Regions from separate parts of the Homo sapiens genome. Here region 2 is linked to region 1. The links are chromatin loops, found by intact Hi-C in ENCODE. Cell type or tissue: tibial artery. All regions are shown on one strand. Links, peaks and the distances in the headings refer to the core of each region. The heading gives the core; the rest is flanking DNA. Region 1 has its middle 38 kb from the start of MKX. Region 2 overlaps ODAD2 (outer dynein arm docking complex subunit 2).

What was found. A loop is a pair of places that touch in the nucleus more often than their neighbours do. Peaks named below come from ENCODE experiments on the same cell type or tissue, not always from the same donor. Only the 100,000 strongest peaks of a DNase experiment are listed, where the experiment ranks them.
Region 2: it touches region 1 in a loop (1.8-fold over the local background); 2 of 110 quality-filtered maps call a loop at or near these places.

What each region holds. Positions count from the first base shown.
Region 1 is chr10:27,782,107-27,785,023 of GRCh38, reverse strand. It overlaps the pseudogene RN7SKP132. Among named protein-coding and RNA genes, the nearest start is that of MKX, 38 kb to the right of the region's middle. In tibial artery, for the core only: a CTCF peak has its summit at 1,191 (motif pointing left); no DNase peak of the experiment used is centred there; H3K27ac peaks cover 1,592 bases.
Region 2 is chr10:27,833,605-27,836,521 of GRCh38, reverse strand. The region is part of intron 19 of ODAD2 (outer dynein arm docking complex subunit 2); the gene reads left to right. Among named protein-coding and RNA genes, the nearest start is that of MKX, 89 kb to the right of the region's middle. In tibial artery, for the core only: no CTCF peak of the experiment used is centred there; no DNase peak of the experiment used is centred there.

The DNA of each region.
Region 1 (2,917 bases), core at 113-2,612:
GCATCAACAAGCCAAATACTGTGAAGAATTTCTGTAGGACACAAAGCAAACACGACTGGATTTATGGGGAAACCAGAGCCCAGCCTTCCTAACTCCAATCACATATAGCAGAGGACTACCAGAGAAGCAAGTTACCATCTTCCCATCAAGAACTGTAGGCTAGAGTCAGCAGGGCCATGGATCCAACATGAGCCACACACTATTGAACGGATACCTGATTAAAATGTTGCAGAAGAACTAGGCTAGTATCATACAGAAATGGTGGCATTTTTCACCAGGATAAAGCCTAAAAAACAGTTCTCTAAATAAAGCAGAGGGATGAAAACTGTGAGTTCCTTGTGGAGCCAAAGGCTAAAAATGGTTATTGGGGGAAAAAAAGTAGTGGAAGAAAATTCCATACTTAAGAAAGACAAATTTTTCAGATAAAAAGATACCCACTAGCCAAAAAAAGCTGAGCAAAAATAACAAAAACATAGAGCAAGAGAGACAGTTAGGCATAGCCCGAAAAAGACGAAAAGCTACCCAAAATATCTTGCAAGGCTAATATAGCCTTGAAACCAAAACTGGACAAGTACAATAGAAGACTAAAGAAGAAACTAGTTCCACCCTGGAACATAGATGCAAAATCAAATCAGCAATGTATAAAATACTCATACAGAATGACATTAAAGAGTATGTCCCATTAATAATAAAGTGTTTCAATGTTAGAAAAAAAACCTAATTATGTGGTCAAACACCTTAAAATATTAAAGTAGAAAAACACATTTCTATCACTGAGAAAATTTTTGGGAAAATTCAAATGTGCATAATTAATAATAAACAAACCTAGAAAATTAGGAATGGAAGGTAGAAAAAACAATGAGTGTCTCCTCATCAGTCAGCTTCACTTCTTCCTAAAAGAACCTCACCTTTATTCACTGTCCTCTGATGGCAATTGTGGTGGTTCTGAAATATGTCCACAAATTCCTTACCACTCCTCTGTTCAAGAGATGGATTGCATGCTTGGTCAAAGAGGACGACCTTCCCTGATAGAGGAGGTCCCTTCTTTGGTCAAGGGTGTATGAGTAGCTGCACTCCCCTGCTAGAATCTCCAGACAAGCTCTCAAGAAGCAGAGCCTAACTAGTGACTCAATTCTGATGAATCAAGTGGAAGTGACAGTCATGAAGGGCAGTGCAGCCCCCTCCTGGATCTCTTGTGTAGTGCTTTCTTTAGGGGAAGTTAGTTGCTATGTCATGAGCAGCCCTTTGGAGAGGCTCACATGGCAAGGAACTGAAGACCCCAGCCAACAGTCCTCAAGGAACTGTGGCCCCCAGCCAAAAGCCAGCAAAGAACTGAGGCCCCAGCCAATAGACAGAAAGGAACTGAGGCCCCCAACCAATAGTCAGCAAAGAACTGAGGACCCCAGCCAACGGCCAGCAAAGAACTGAGGCCCCCCAACCAACAGGCAGCAAAGAACTGAGGCCTCCCAACCAACAGGCAGCAAAGAACTGAGGCCCCCGGCCAATATGCAGCAAGGAACTGAGGCCCCCAGCCAACAGCCAGCAAAGAACTGAGGCCCCCAGCCAATAGGCAGCAAGGAACTGAGGCCCCCAACAAGTAGCAAAGAACTGAAGACCCCAGCCAACAGTTATCAAGGAACTTAGGCACCCAACCAATAGGCAGCAAAGAACTGAGGCCCCCAGCCAATAGACAGCAAGGAACTGAGGCCCCCAGCCAATAGCCAGCAAAGAATTGAAGACCCCAGCCAACAGCAAAGAACTGAAGACCCCAGCCAATGGTCAGCAAAGAGCTGAATCCCCCAGCCAATAAGTAGCAAGAAACTGTGGCCCCCAACCAATAGGCAGCAAAGAACTAAGACACCCAACCAATAGGCAGCAAAGAACTGTGGCCCCCAGCCAACAGGCAGCAAAGAACTGTGGCCCTCAACCAACAGGCAGCAAAGAACTGAGCCCCTTAGCCAACAGCCAGCAAGGAACTGAGGTCCCTGGCCAACAGCCATGTTGGTGAACCATTTTGGAAACAGATCCTCCAGCCCCAGTCAAGCCTTCAGATGACAGCCACCCCATCTGACACCTTTACTGCAACCTCATCAAAGATCCGGAACAACAACTATGCAAATAATCAATTCCCAGATTCCAACTGTCACAAACTGAGTGAAGTAATAAAAGTTTGTCGTTCTAAGCTACTAAATTTGGAGATATCTGAGTAATTTGTTGTGTCACAATAGATAACTAAAACAGTCTTCTGGGAAAGGCTAGACTTCTCAGCCCTGAGGATAAATCTATTATTTATTTAAGTTGACAAGTAAAAATTGTACAGATGTATTGGGTACAGCATGTATTTTATTTTATTTTATTTTATTTCATTTTATTTTATTTTATTTTAATTTTATTTTTGGGGGACACAGTTACACTCTGTTTTCCAGACTGAAGTGCAGTGGTGCAATCTTTGCTCACTGCAACCTCTGCCTTCCAGGTTCAAGCCATTCTTGTGCCTCAGCCTCCTGAGTAGCTGGGAATACAGGCATATGCCACCACACTTGGCTAATTTTTTAAATTATTAGTAAAGATGGGGTTTCCCCATGTTGGCCAGACTGGTCTTGAACTACTGCCTCAAGTGATCCACCCAGCTTGGCCTCCCAAAGTGCTGGGATTATAGGTGTGAGCCACTGCACCCGACCAACATGTTGTTTTAAAATATGTATTCATTATGGAACAGTTAAATTGAGCTAATTAGCATATGTGTTACCTCATATACTTATCTTTTTTGTGGTGAGAGCACTTAAAATCTACTCTCTTAGCAATTTTCCAGAATACAATACATAGTTATTAACTATAGTCACCAGCACTTTGGTCCCAGTACTTTGGGAGGCCAAGCTGGGTGGATCACTTGAGGCAGTAGTTCAAGACCAGTCTG
Region 2 (2,917 bases), core at 213-2,712, 51 kb before region 1:
AAAAAATCATTTTAGATGGTATAGATATGTTTACATATTAGTATAATTTAGGAAGATGTCCCCAAACTCTCTCATTGATCAAGTTTAGAAAACTGATAAATCTTTTTTATTTAATGACGTAAAAAAGACAGGATGCAGGGAAATGAGTGTGTGTTTGGTGTTAGCAGATCTGGGTTTGGATTCTGGCCCTGAGTTCTGCTGCCAAGTCACCCAGCACCACTGGTCTCTGTGTCCTTATCAGTTCTATGAGGATGATAATATTTTCCTCAAAGAGTTATAGGAAAGATGAAATACCTTTCTATATACACACACATATACATGCATATGTATTCAACTGTGTATATGTACTGAATATATATACAGTTGACCCTTGAACAGCATGAGTTTGAAGTGCATGGATCCAATTTTATGCAGATTTCCTTCTGACTCTGCCACCCCTGAGACAGCAAGACCAACCCCTCTTCCTCTTCCTCCTCTTCAGGCTACTCAACGGGAAGATGACGAGGATGAAGACCTTTATGATGATCCACTTCCACTTAATGTATAGTAAATGTATTTTCTCTTCCTTATGATTTTCTTTTCCTTTTTTTTTTTTTGATGGGATTTTCACTCTTGTCACCCAGGCTGGAGTGCAGTGGTGCAATCTCGGCTCACTGCCACCCCTGCCTCCCGGGTTCAAGTGATTCTCCTGCCTCAGCCTCCCGAGGTAGCTGGGGTTACCAGTGCCTGCCACCATGCCCAGCTAATTTTTGTATTTTTAGTACAGACAGTGTTTCGCCATGTTGGACAGGCTGTTTCTTCCTTATGACTTTCTGCATAACATTTTATTCTCTGTTAAACTTCTCTTATTTTAAGAATACAGTATATAATATACATGATATACAAACTAGGTGTTGATCGACTGTTTATGTTATTGTTAAGGCTTCTGAGCAACAGTAGGCTATCAGTCCTTAAGATTGGGGGCAGTCAAAAGTTATATGTGGGTTTTTGACTGTATGAGGGCGTGGTGCCCTAACTCACATTTTTCAGACATCAACTGTACAGAGAGAGAGAGAACACACCTGCCTCACAGTGGGTGTATCTGAATGTTGCTGCAGCGGTTGTTGTTGTTATAGGAGTAGAATTGTCAAGTTCAGGCTACAGGTGTGAGATGGGTGACTTTCGAAGTTGCTCTTTCTCACATCTCACCTCCCTGAATTAAAGTCCCGTTCCTGTACATTGAACCAACTCAGACAGCAGGTATTCAGTCCTCAGCCTCTCTGTTTTCCACTATAGACAGAATTGGAGGTGCTGGCTTCAGCAGCCCATCTCCTCAGGGCCAAGAAGCCATGTAGATGGGTCCTGTGTCTGTGGCAGGATTTGACGCTCCTCCAAGGGCCTGCTGGTGGGACTGTGCCGGCCTTGAGAGTGGTTTTGTTCTCTGCCCTGCCCTGCCAGGACGCAGGGCCACGCGATGTCTACAAGTACGGATGTGCTGTGCCGCAACCCCTGCGCCTTCGGTTGTGTGTTCTGTCGGGCCTGGGTGACCTTGTGAAAACTCAGAGCCACATCACAAGGTCACTGACAGTGTAGAGCTGCATAATATAGGATAGCTCAGGTTTCCATCCACAACTACAGAAAAACTTTCCATTAAAATCGGAGCTTCCAGGCAATTTCTTTGGAGACTCTATGACTTAGGTGTGTTCTGCATGCAGAATTTGGGCTGTTGGTAAACAAGGACATCTGAGAATTAAAAGAGAGAATCACTAGGAAACCTCAGCTTGTATTTACCCTAATCAAGCCTTCTCTGTAATAGCCTTTTCTGCAAGCAGATACCCATAAATCTGTCACTGCTCTTTTGAAAACACTAGCATGGCTTCCCTTTGCTTTAAACAAGCCCTTTCACGATCTGCCCCCTGCCTGCCTCTCCATCGTTATCTCACTCCTTGCCCCCACCATCCTTCCTCGTAGCACAGTCCCCTGGATGTCCACCAACCTTCATCCTCCCCTCTTTGATGATAGCACATGGCAGCCAGCCAGAGAAGATGCTTCTCAGCTTCCCTTGAGTCTTGGTGTGGCCGTGTGATGATTAGGTTATCACCAATGGGAAGTGAGAAATGATGCATGCTGTTTGTGTTTCTTGCCCTATGTAAGGGATGCCTGTGGTGTCACGGGTTGTATGTCTATTCCAGAAGGCCAAGGGATAGCGCCTTTGGAGCAGCTTTGGACTCATTGAGATTGGCCAACACAATGAAAGTGGCAGAGCGATGCTACCAGCCCTAGACCACATGCACGTATAATGTTACGCCAGGGAAAACAACCTCCTAGATTATTTCAATCACTACATTTTAGAGTTTTTAGGTTAAAACAGTTTATCCTGGACTCAAATCAATGCATTCATAGGACTTGTCTTGGCAATCATCTGCTACTTTTGTGTCCTTTGGTGGGTTGTCAGTGACACACCGGGATGTCCAAGCTGGAGAGCAGAGCAGGGCCTGGATGTCACTCACCTTCTGGCCAGCACCTTGGTGCTGCACACACTGCAAATCCCTGTAAGGTGGCGCCATGTGGAACCTTCACCGCTGTCCTTTCTCGGCTTGGAATGTTCTCCCAATCCCCATGTTACACAGTGCTTTGTTCATAACCATCTTTCAGGTTTCAGATTTGCTCTTGTTCTTCAGGGAGGTGTACCTTTACCTTGCTGTCTGTAGTCGCCCAGGACTTGCACGTCTCTTCTTCCCAATTGTAACAACATAATTGTGCATCTCAGTAAACTGCAAGACCCCTATGGAAGTCAAGCCTTTCTTGTCTACTCCTGCATTTCCAGGAACTAGTTCAGTGCCTGCCACAGAGCAGAACATAGCAGATATTTGTTGAATGAAGCAATGAACTATTTTCCCCAATTTTTTGTCCCACACATAACCATAATATCCTAATA